Linked DNA regions of Homo sapiens: region 1 is linked to region 2. A link is an interaction called in ENCODE POLR2A ChIA-PET data of the cell type or tissue named here. Cell type or tissue: A673. All regions are shown on one strand. Links, peaks and the distances in the headings refer to the core of each region. The heading gives the core; the rest is flanking DNA.

The links. ChIA-PET counts read pairs that join two places held together with the same protein. Peaks named below come from ENCODE experiments on the same cell type or tissue, not always from the same donor. Only the 100,000 strongest peaks of a DNase experiment are listed, where the experiment ranks them.
Region 1: POLR2A ChIA-PET joins it to region 2 with 8 read pairs; 2 of 35 experiments call an interaction of 5 or more read pairs at or near these places.

The regions. Positions count from the first base shown.
Region 1 is chr16:67,296,823-67,302,192 of GRCh38, reverse strand. KCTD19 (potassium channel tetramerization domain containing 19) reads left to right here. Exons shown (of 16, transcript NM_001100915.3): 5 at 271-402; 6 at 2,620-2,830; 7 at 4,530-4,690. Among named protein-coding and RNA genes, the nearest start is that of PLEKHG4, 20 kb to the right of the region's middle. In A673, for the core only: no CTCF peak of the experiment used is centred there; no DNase peak of the experiment used is centred there.
Region 2 is chr16:67,021,641-67,027,010 of GRCh38, reverse strand. No RefSeq gene overlaps it. Among named protein-coding and RNA genes, the nearest start is that of CBFB, 4.8 kb to the left of the region's middle. In A673, for the core only: no CTCF peak of the experiment used is centred there; a DNase peak (open chromatin) is centred at 2,040; H3K27ac peaks cover 1,207 bases.

The sequences.
Region 1 (5,370 bases), core at 232-5,231, 280 kb before region 2:
GCCCACCAGGAGGGCCTGGCTTGGGAGCCCCAGGCCAAGCCACGGGAGGCCACACCCACGGCCTCAGACACAGGAAAACAAAGTAATGTGGGGTCTTTCGCCTTGAAAACCACACACTCAAAGCTAATCTAATAAGGTATGTTGATAAGTTGTTTCAGAACAAGGAGAACCTAGGATAAGTTACAGCACCAGAAACCTGCCAAAACCAGGACCTACAGCTAAACCAGAAATAGCCTCATTAACTCACTGTGTTCCCCTTTGTTTTTCAAGTGAATTTTCTTCGCTCACAGAAGATTTTACTACCGGATAATTTCTCCAACATTGATGTATTAGAAGCAGAAGTGGAAATTCTGGAAATCCCTGCACTCACTGAAGCCGTAAGGTGGTACCGGATGAACATGGGTATGTCGCCAGGAAACCTTGGCTCCCCCTCGACAGTCTTGGCTTGACCTGGAAAAGCCAAGAACAATCTTCCCTCCCACAATCACTTCGGGCTTTGGGGGTTAGTGAGAGGATTGGGTTTTCTGGCTGACTCTGAATCCAAGAAGAGGATTCACAGCCTGAAACCCTGTGTGCTGCCCTGCCGGCTCAGCCTTCCCACTGAGGGTGGGGAGTGGGCAACCAGCCAGGGGTGTAGAAAGCCCAGCCCAGCCTGGATCAGGAGGAGCCCAGCCTGGGTGGGGAGCCAGGCTGGAATGTCCTGGGCCTGAAGGCAGGCTTCTCAGGGGCAGGGGAGGTCTGCCCTGCTTGTGAAAGTGGTGGGGACTAAGAGCACCCACCAGCCACTCCCATCCTTCCTCTTCCAGGCACGGTTGGAGGTGTGGGAAATGCTCAGTGCTTCATGCATCTCATCCACCCCCAAATTCCCTCGTCACCTCACGTGGAAACCCCCGGCTGCTGTGCCTGTTTCTGCCTATTCCTGACGCTTGCTGACCCCTGTCCAGCCTAGGCCTTCGTGCTCCCAGCCCTACCTCATTCCAGCTTGTTCTTCCCCTCATGGTTTCCTCAGGGCTGTTCATCATTCCATTTCCCAACTCCACCTCCATGGAAGCTACTGTGCATGTTATAGGGCGCAAGCTACCTGAGCATGGCTTCAGCCACCATCCCGAGAATGTGTAGAACTGCATTGCACATGGGAAGTTTGGCCTGGACATCACCAGACATTTATCCCATGGCAATCAGGCCTTTCCTTATCTTCAGGCATAGATTTCCCAGCCTTCTCCCAGACAAATAGAAACCCATCCTCTTGGCCAGGCGCTGGTGGCTGATGCCTGTAATCTCAGCATTTTGAGAGGCCAACGCAAGTGGCTCACTTGAGGTCAGGAGTTCGAGACCAGCCTGGCCAACATGGTGAAACCCCATCTCTACTAAAATACAAAAATTAGCCGGGCATGGTGGCACGCACCTGTAATCCCACTACTTGGGAAGCTGAGGCAGGAGAATCGCTTGAACCCAGGAGGTGGAGGCTGCAGTGAGCCGAGATCATGCCACTGCACTCAAGCCTGGGCAACAGAGTGAGACTCCTTCTCAAAAAAGAAACCCATCCTCTTTGTGGGGAGTGGCATGCTCCAGCAGGTCTCAGGACCCTGTCCCAGGGCCTTATAATCCGCTTAAGATGGTGTGAGTTCAGCCCCTTCCCTCAAAGCCTTCTACTCCTCAGAGAACATAGATCATTGTGAGATGGTAGCGTAGTCCCTGCTCCACAGAGCAATGCAAAGATGGAGGAAGTGTGTTGACAGCCAGGCTCTGGGAGCTGGCAGCACTCCTCAAACACAAAGGGTGGCTTTAGCTTTCTACAAAGCATCACAATAAGGGAAACAGCTGTGGTAACCTTGGAGCTGGACAGAGCTGACCTCAAATCCTAGCCCTGCCCCTGCCTAGCTTTGCAGTTTAGGGCAAGATACTTCATTAGCCTCTCAGGGCAGGTTCTTCAACGTGAAATGATGATAGCACTATCCCCTCTTGCAGGGTTGCTCTGAGGATTGGAGATGATCCACGAACATCCCCCAGCAGTGTGCCCACTGGCACATTGTTGCCACGGGAGCAGGGTCCTGAAGGCTGTGATAACTGTATTCTCTGGACTGTACCCTAGGCCCACTATAGGAGAAAAAGGTCCCATCCATAAACCAGCAACCCAAATACCCACCCTGAAAATAATGCCACACAGTATGTCTCTGGGGGAAATTCTGCCCAGGAGAGCCAGCAACAGGGGCTGTGAATCCAGGAAGCCTGTAACACACATTGAGTTTCCAGGCCATGGTTGCCGTTCTTTACCTTTGGATGGTTACAGAAGAGCTTGGAACTAATGAAGACTCCTGCAGAGGCTAGGGCCAGATGGCTGCTTTCCTGAAACTTAGGAAATTCAGATGCTAGTGATACAGCAAATGAATCCCCCCACTCCCAACTCACCTCCCAACAAATAGTTATGACTTCTAAGCCTGAGTATACAAAAAAATTATACTAATTTTGAGAAGATCTTGATTTGGACTGTGCAAAGAAATATCCTTCCTCTGAGCCTCCTCGGTACAATGGAGGCAGCAGTAGGAACCGAGCCCCAAAGCCTCCAATCCAGCTATGACCATGGGGGGCCTAGGAGTCACCCCTTTCTCTCTGACACAGGTGGCTGTTCCCCGACCACCTGTTCTCCCCTGAGCCCCGGGAAGGGGGCCCGCACAGCCAGCCTGGAGTCCGTGAAACCGCTCTACACAATGGCCCTGGGTCTGCTGGTCAAGTACCCGGACTCTGCGCTGGGCCAGCTTCGCATCGAGAGCACGCTAGACGGAAGCCGACTGTACATCACAGGGAATGGCGTCCTCTTTCAGCACGTCAAGTGAGGTCCTCCTTAGGGCACACTGAGTCCCATCACCCTTGGCTCTGCCCTTCCCTCTAGGAATAACCTGGGGCCTTTCCCACTAGCCAGAGGTGAAGTGTGTCCTTGGGGCCAGCCCATCATTTTAGCCATTACCATCACCAGCACCGCCACACTACCACCAGGTTAGGGCCTCAAAGGAGAGGGCTAGTGCCAAGGTACAAGGGTTGCCAAGGTTCAAAGGCTTCAGACCATTTCCTATTTCTGTCCTCTGCAGTCCATTTCCCTGGTTCTAGCCCTGTGCTAGGTCTGAGGTGACCAGGCCACAGTCAGGGAGCTGGGTACCTCCCTGTGCAGACCCCTCTACAAAGGTCCTCCGCCACTCTTGGGAGGCTCACTGGACACACAGAATGGCCAGAGCCAGGGGTGAGCCCCCTTAGAAGCAGGGCAGGGCAGGCCAGGCCAGGCCAGGCTTCCCAGAGGTGCTGATCCTCAGCCTTTGCCTTATGGGATGAGCTCAGGATGTCCTCATTAGTGCAGGGGCAAGGAATCCAACCCTGTTTTGTAGATGGGCAAACTGAGGTGCAGAACAGCAGAGCAACTCTCTGAGGGTCACAAAACAGACTGGCACCAAAATGGAAGGTAGAAGTGGGTTTTCTGGAGCCCCTGGGAGAGGGTCAGCTGACCCTGAATGCTGTCTTTTCCCAATATTGTTGTTTTGGGCTCTTTTAGCCCATAAAGTCCATATCTTTCAGAGATGTCCACCCTGATGTCACAGAGGGCAAAGACAAGTGCCTTGGAAGGGAGGGTTTGGAGAAGGGGGTTGATGTTTAGACCCCAGCCTTTTTCCAAGACCGTGGCAGGCTGCAACACAGTGACTGAGATGTCTTGGGCAGATGCGTATGAGGCAAGAAGGGAGCGACTGGGCCCTGGGCTGGCCCTGGAACCGGAAACACGGCCTGGAGACATGAAATTAGTCCATTTAGAGGGCTTTGCTGAAATAAGTCAAGCTCAGCTCCAAAAATGTGACCGGTTGTCCAGGCTTACTCTCCTACAAGGTTAAACAGATTTCCAGTTAAAACAAGGAAACGGGCTGGGCGCGGTGGCTCACACCTGTAATCCCAGCACTTTGGGAGGCCAAGGCAAGCAGATCATGAGGTCAAGAGATTGAGACCATCCTGGCCTACATGGTGAAACCCCGTCTCTACTAAAAATACAAAAAATTAGCCGGGCATGGTGGCGGGTGCCTGTAGTCCCAGCTACTCAGGAGGCTGAGGTAGGAGAATGGCATGAACCCTGGAGGCGGAGCTTGCAGTGAGCCGAGATCGCGCCACTGCACTCCAGCCTGGGTGACAGAGTTAGACTCCGTCTCAAAAAAAGAAAAAAAAAAAAAAAGAAACCCCGTCTCTACTAAAAATACAAAAAATTAGCCAGGCGTGGTGGCGGGTGCCTGTAGTTCCAGCTACTTGGGAGGCTGAGGCAGGAGAATTGCTTGAACCTGGGAGGCAAAGGTTGCAGTGAGCCAAGATTGCGTCACTGCACTTCAGCCTGGCGACAGAGTGAGACTCCATCTAAAAAAAAAATACAAGGAAACGATGTTAATGATGCCTGATTTAAGCCAGTGTTGCGGCAAGGCATCCTAGGCATGGAAAGTTTACAGGCTCGACTCTCTTGGGGTACAATGCTGATGTTCTTCATGACAGACCTTTCCTCTGGGCAGGAACTGGCTGGGGACTTGCCGGCTGCCCCTGACAGAGACCATTTCCGAGGTATATGAGCTCTGTGCCTTCCTAGACAAAAGGGACATCACCTACGAGCCAATCAAAGTTGCTTTGAAGACTCATCTGGAGCCAAGGACTTTGGCACCCATGGATGTGCTCAGTAAGTGAGAAAGCTTCTAGGTTTGAATTTAGCATCAGGGGAGTATCTGGGAGATTGGAGGGAATAGATGATGTGGCCAGGACGAGGAACTGTAGATGGAGGAGGAGGGGAAAGCCAGGCCAATATTTTGGATTTTTACAAAAGGGAAACTTTCATATTAAGTGCTCCCTCCTCACCTCCAAGCCCACAATTCGTCTCCAGCAGCAGACAGGGCTGTTACCCAGTCTGGGGCCACGCAGGACCCCCAGGGCAGGCCTGCCTTGACCCTGGGAGCTGACTTGCTGTGCTTCTCACAGCCATGCAGGGAGGAGCCTCCTCTGTTAAACAGAGCTGTCCCTGGGTCCATTTAACAGCCAAAAAATAGGTTCAGAGAAGAAAACTCACTCAAGTTACACAGTGGTCAAGCTGGGGTTTGACTGAGTCCAAAGCTAATGTTGTTTTCACCAGCTGCCTATAACTTCTTATTACCAAAAATTTGGGGGACAAAGTTTAAGCTGTATTACTATCATTTAGCAGCATCCAACATTTATTGAGTACCGGTCATATACCAGGACAGCAGTAGACACTGGCGGCACAGAAGTAAGCAACACAGACTTAGTCCCTTTCTTCCTGGAGTTCACGGTCTAGTTCTATACATCTTATCTCTTGGTTATATAATCTAGTTATATACCCTTCATTCA
Region 2 (5,370 bases), core at 52-5,051:
ATTTATAAAGGAAATTTTCACCCATGTAAGGTACACTTAAGTCTGTGCTCCTAACAGCTTTGGCAGCTGTTGAGTTGGGTATGGGTTGGCCCAGACACCATGCTATGGGTGTTTGCTAAGGGGGTTTGCTAAGATCCAGCTCTACTAAGGCCCACTCATGGAGGCTTAGAGGTGTCTTTTCTGTGCCAAGAAACATCTGCCCCCACCGTCCCAAAACCTGACTGAATTATCTGAAGTCCGGTCATCTGGAATCTTCCTTTCGTAAGGATTCAAGCCAACCAAGGGCCTCCTCTTGAGTATCTCCCTAACTTCCTAGGTGGGTGGCTGCTCCTGCAGGCTCCTAAAGCTGATCTTGGGTGGGTAAGTAGATAATACACAATGAAGCTGAGGAGAGCGCAGGAACCCTCACTTGCCTAGTGCAACTGTGAAGCTCTGTTCAGGGTGCCTTCATGCACCTTATCACAGTTAATTCACACAACCACTTTCTTTTTTTTTTTTGAGACGGAGTCTCACTCTGTTGCCCAGGCTGGAGTGCAATGGTGCAATCTCGGCTCACTGCAACCTCTGCCTCCCGGGTTTAACCGATTCTCCTGCCTCAGCTTCCTGAGTAGCTGGGATTACAGGCGCCTGCCACCACGCCCAGCTAATTTTTGTATTTTTAGTAGAGAAGGGCAGGCTAGTCTCGAACTCCCAACCTCAGGCAATCTGCCCGCCTTGGCCTCCCAAAGTGCTGGGATTACAGGCGTGAGCCACCGCGCCCGGCCCACACAACCATCTTCTAAGTCAGGTCTTCTGTCTCCTGAGAGATGAGGAAACAGACTTTGAAAAAGTAAATAAGGCCAGGAGCGATGGTTCACGTCTGTAATCCTAGCACTTTGGGAGGCTGAGGCGGGTGGATTGCCTGAGCTCAGGAGCTCGAGACCAGCCTGGGCAACACAGTGAAACCCGGTCTCCACGGAAATACAAAAAATTAGCTGTGCGTGGCAGCGTGTGCCTGTAATCCCAGCCACTCTGGAGGCTGAGACAGGAGAATCACTTGAACCCGGGAGGCAGAGGTTTCAGTGAGCCGAGATTGCACCACTGCACTCCAGCCTGGGTGACAGAGCAAGACTCTGCCTCAAAAAAAAAAAAAAAAAAGTAAAAGTAAAAAAGGACAGTGACGAGACCCTGATCCATTTGAAATAACAAAATGGGGGCTGGGCATGGTGGTGCACACCTGTAATCTCAGTAGTTTGGGAAGTGGAAGTGGGAGGATCACTTGAGGCCAGGAGTTTGAGGCCATCCTAGGCAACAGAGTGAGACCCTCCCCCGACTCTAAAGAAACTAGCTAAGCATTGGGATACATCATCTTCATTCCTTCCTCACCACAACCCTGTAAGTTTAGTATTATTGATCCTATTCTACAGATGGGCCAACGGAGATTCACAGGGGTTAAGTGACCCCAGGGTGGTGATTTTAATCATTCTACTCTGAGACCTAGTGGAGATACCAAAAGTCCTGCCTGCTGCCCTCACTGAACTGCAAACTCATAGAAGGCTATGTCTGGGGTTATTCCTCTGGGAGCACCCCACCATGTTCTAGAAGGGTCCCCACAGGTTGAAGAAAGGGGTTCTATTTTGGGCCTTGTGGCAGGATGTGGGTCTGCCCTTGAGGACTGTGCATTCCTATCTCTGAGCCTGTTTGTCCCTTCTTGGCTTGGAAGGTCAAAGTCTAGATGTCCTGCCTCTGCAGGCCCAGCAGAAAGGATGGTTTTATCCAGGTCTGGTGTCAGCAGCCACCCACCTTTGCCTCTCCTCACAGAGGAAGTCTCTGAGCCTCTGATGCATTTTTTCTAAGGAAATAGTTTCCCTTCAGTTACTGAGAAAATATTGTACCATCTTGAAGCTGAAATAGGATCTGGAGCCACAAATGAGACTTGAGAGGAGTGGGAGACAAGGAAAATTAGTGGCTGGCACATTGCCTAAAACCCTGGCTCCACTCAGCTTCTAGTTTTTAGAAGGCAATGGGCCTTAATTCAGGATGAGGGTGTCATCTGCCCAAGTGTGGCAGTTTCCTGGGCCCTAAAGAATTTTTTTCTTTTTGAGATATAATTTATATACCGTAAAATCCACCCTTGGGCCCAGAGAATCTCCCCTCCCTCCCAGGGGCATCTCCCCCTTCTGAGCCCTCTAGCCACCCTCCCCCAGCTCAGCCATCCCATAGGGAAAGGAAAGCAGAGAGGAGCAAGTTTCCCCAGAATAGCATTTCTTTAGTGTTGGGATCAATAAACCCGTTTGCTTAAAAGGAACCAGATGATTTCATCCTTGTAATTATAAGTTTGACGTTTGCAAATCTTGCCCGGGCTCCAAATGAGCCTCTTTGTCATGGGGGTTGGGGGTGGAGGAGTTTGTCTGGGTGCCTGGGGATGGCAGGACTGAGCCTACTGTGGTGGGAAGAGGGCCAAGCTGGGGTCAGGAAGCCTGGCTGATGATCTTAGAGGGCTGCCTTGGACTGCTCCCCTTCCCCTCCCCTGCTCTCCTAGTTTCTGACAAGTGATGGGAAACAGACTAGACTAAGGGGCTAGGGAATAAAAATAATGGTAATAACAATAATAATGGTAGTAATAATAATAATATAATGTGATGAGAGCTGGGATGAGCTCTAACCACACCACCCTTTTGCTTAAGACCCCTCCCCCAAGATTGAAGAAACTTGGGGCAGAAAGACAAAGGCCCTCAGCCTAGCATTTATGACCCCCTGACAATCCCTACTTTCCAACACTATCTCCCATCGTTTCTCCCCATGGCACCCTGCAATCCAGCCATACTGGCCTGTTTCCATTCCCTACGTGCCCATACCATGACTTCCTCCTGTTTCTCTGTTGGGAAAACTCATCTTTCTTCTTTCTTTCTCTTTTGGGGCAGGGTCTTCCTGTTTCACCCAGGCTGGAGTGCAGTGGTGCAATCATGGCTTACTGCAGCCTTGACCTCCTGGGGTCAAGCAATCCTCCCACCTCAGCCTCCTGAGTAGCAAGTAGCAAGTAGCTGGGACTACAGGTGCCACCATGCTTGGGTAATTAATAAAAAAAAATTTTTTTTTAGAGATGGGGTCTCACTATGTTGTCCAGGCTGTACTTCTTCTTTAAATATGTTCACCGGCCTCTGATTGTCCTCCATGGAATGACTGCCCCACAGCATCCATTTATTCATTTGGCTCCATGCTATGGCCAAGGAGATGGTCAGCCCACCTGGGACATAGCAGTCCCCTGGATTCTAGGAGGATTTAGTTCTACACTAATTTGTTTACTTTACTGTGAAGCCTTCATATGAGGGTCTCTCCCCTCACCCTTAAAACTTTTTAAAGTTATTTAAAACTTGTACTTTTTTTGTAGAACATTTAGGACATACAGGCCGGGTGCAGTGGCTCACGCCTGTAATCCCAGCACTTTGGGAGCCCGAGGTGGGCGGATCATGAGGTCAGGAGATGGAGACCATCCTGGCTAACACAGTGAAACCCTGCCTCTACTAAAAATGCAAAAAATTAGCCGGGCATAGTGGCAGGCGCCTGTAGTCCCAGCTACTCAGGAGGCTGAGGCAGGAGAATGGCGTGAACCCGGGAGGCGGAGCTTGCAGTGAGCCAAGATCGCGCCACTGCACTCCAGCCTGGGCAAGCAACAGAGTGAGACTCTGCCTCAAAAAAAAAAAAAAAAAAAAAGTTCTGGATAGTATTTTTAGGATCAATTTCCAAAAGTAGAACCACTAGGTCAAAAGATATGGACATTTTAAGATTCCTGATGTATGTTGCCAAATTTCTCTTTGACATCACCTCTTCTCTTTTCTTGAGTCTTAAGAATCTGTTCCTCCTCCTCCTTCCATTTCTCTTATCAGTGTCTGAGACACAGGAAATGCCAACCAAGAATAAACCAAGAGCTGCAGATAGAGATCAATGGATCAATACAGGAGGTTGAATAATTCAACACTCACTTCTGGCTCATTATTGACTCTGGAATCCAAATGCCTCTTTTACCTTCTCTCCTTTTGTGTCCCAGCTGATAACGCCTTGATAACCTGCCATGTTCTTGGATTCTTTCCCAAACTTTCCAAGCTTGGAACCATCAAAACAGGCAGGCTTTCTCATCATGCTGTAATATTACCTTGTAAATAAGCAGAAATAATTACTAGCCCACGGACACCTCACCAGCCTGCCTCCCCTCCAGGAACACAAAAAGGGCAATTTAGAAAGCAGACAATCGTTCTTTTCCTTGAGATGACACTACTGAGTAAATAGGCAAGGAATTCAGCTTTGGTCTGCTCCAGGCCTGGCTAACTTCCCTCTGTCTAGCTTGTCTTTCTCCCCTTTCTTGGCCAGACCAATTCACACTCTTCATTAAGTGTAGTTTAGAGAGGCCAGGCTCAGTGGCTCATGCCTGTAAGCCCAGCACTTTGGGAGGCCAAGACAGGTGAATGGCTTGAGCCCAGGAGCTCGAGGCCAGTTTGGGCAGCATGATGAAACCCCATCTCTACAAAAAGATACAAAAAATTAGCTGGGTATGGTGGTGCAAGCCTGTAGTCCCAGCTACCCAGGAGGCTGAGGTGGAAGGATCATCTGAGGTGGGGAGGTCGAGGCTGCAGTGAGCTGAGATTGTGCCACTGCAGCTCTTCAGCCTAGGCAACAGAGTCAGACCCTGTCTAAAAATAATAATAATAATAATAATTCCACACGCGGTGGCACATGCCTGTAATCCTAGCACTTTGGGAGGCCGAGGCGGGCAGATTACCTGAGGTTGGGAGTTCGAGACCAGCCTGACCAACATGGAGACACCCTGTCTCTACTAAAAACACAAAATTAGCCGGGTGTGGTGGCGCATGCCTCTAATCCCAGCTACTCGGGAGGCTGAGGCAGGAGAATCACTTGAACCCGGGAGGCGGAGGTTGCAGTGAGCTGAGATCGCGCCATTGCACTCCAGCCTTGGCAACAAGAGTGAAGCGCCTTTAAAAAAAAAAAAAAAAAAAAGAGTAGTTCGAGCCGGGGCAGTGGCTCACACCTGTAATCTCAGTACTTTGGGAGGACAAGGCGGGCAGATCACCCGAGGTCGGGAGTTTGAGACCAGCCTGGCGAACATGGTGAAACCCTGTCTCTACTAAAAATACAAAAATTAGCTGGGGGTGGTGGCACATGCCTGTAATCCCAGCTACTTGGGAGGCTAAGGCAGGAGAATCACTTGAACCTGGGAGGTGGAGGTTGCAGTGAGCTGAGATCGTGCCACTGCATTCCAGCCTGGGCAATGGAGTGAGACACTGTCTCAGAAAAAAAAAAAAAAAAAAAATGTAATTCAGAGGCCTCTGACAAGGCTTTCTAAACTATGCTGGGCAGAATGATTGCCCCTCAGCG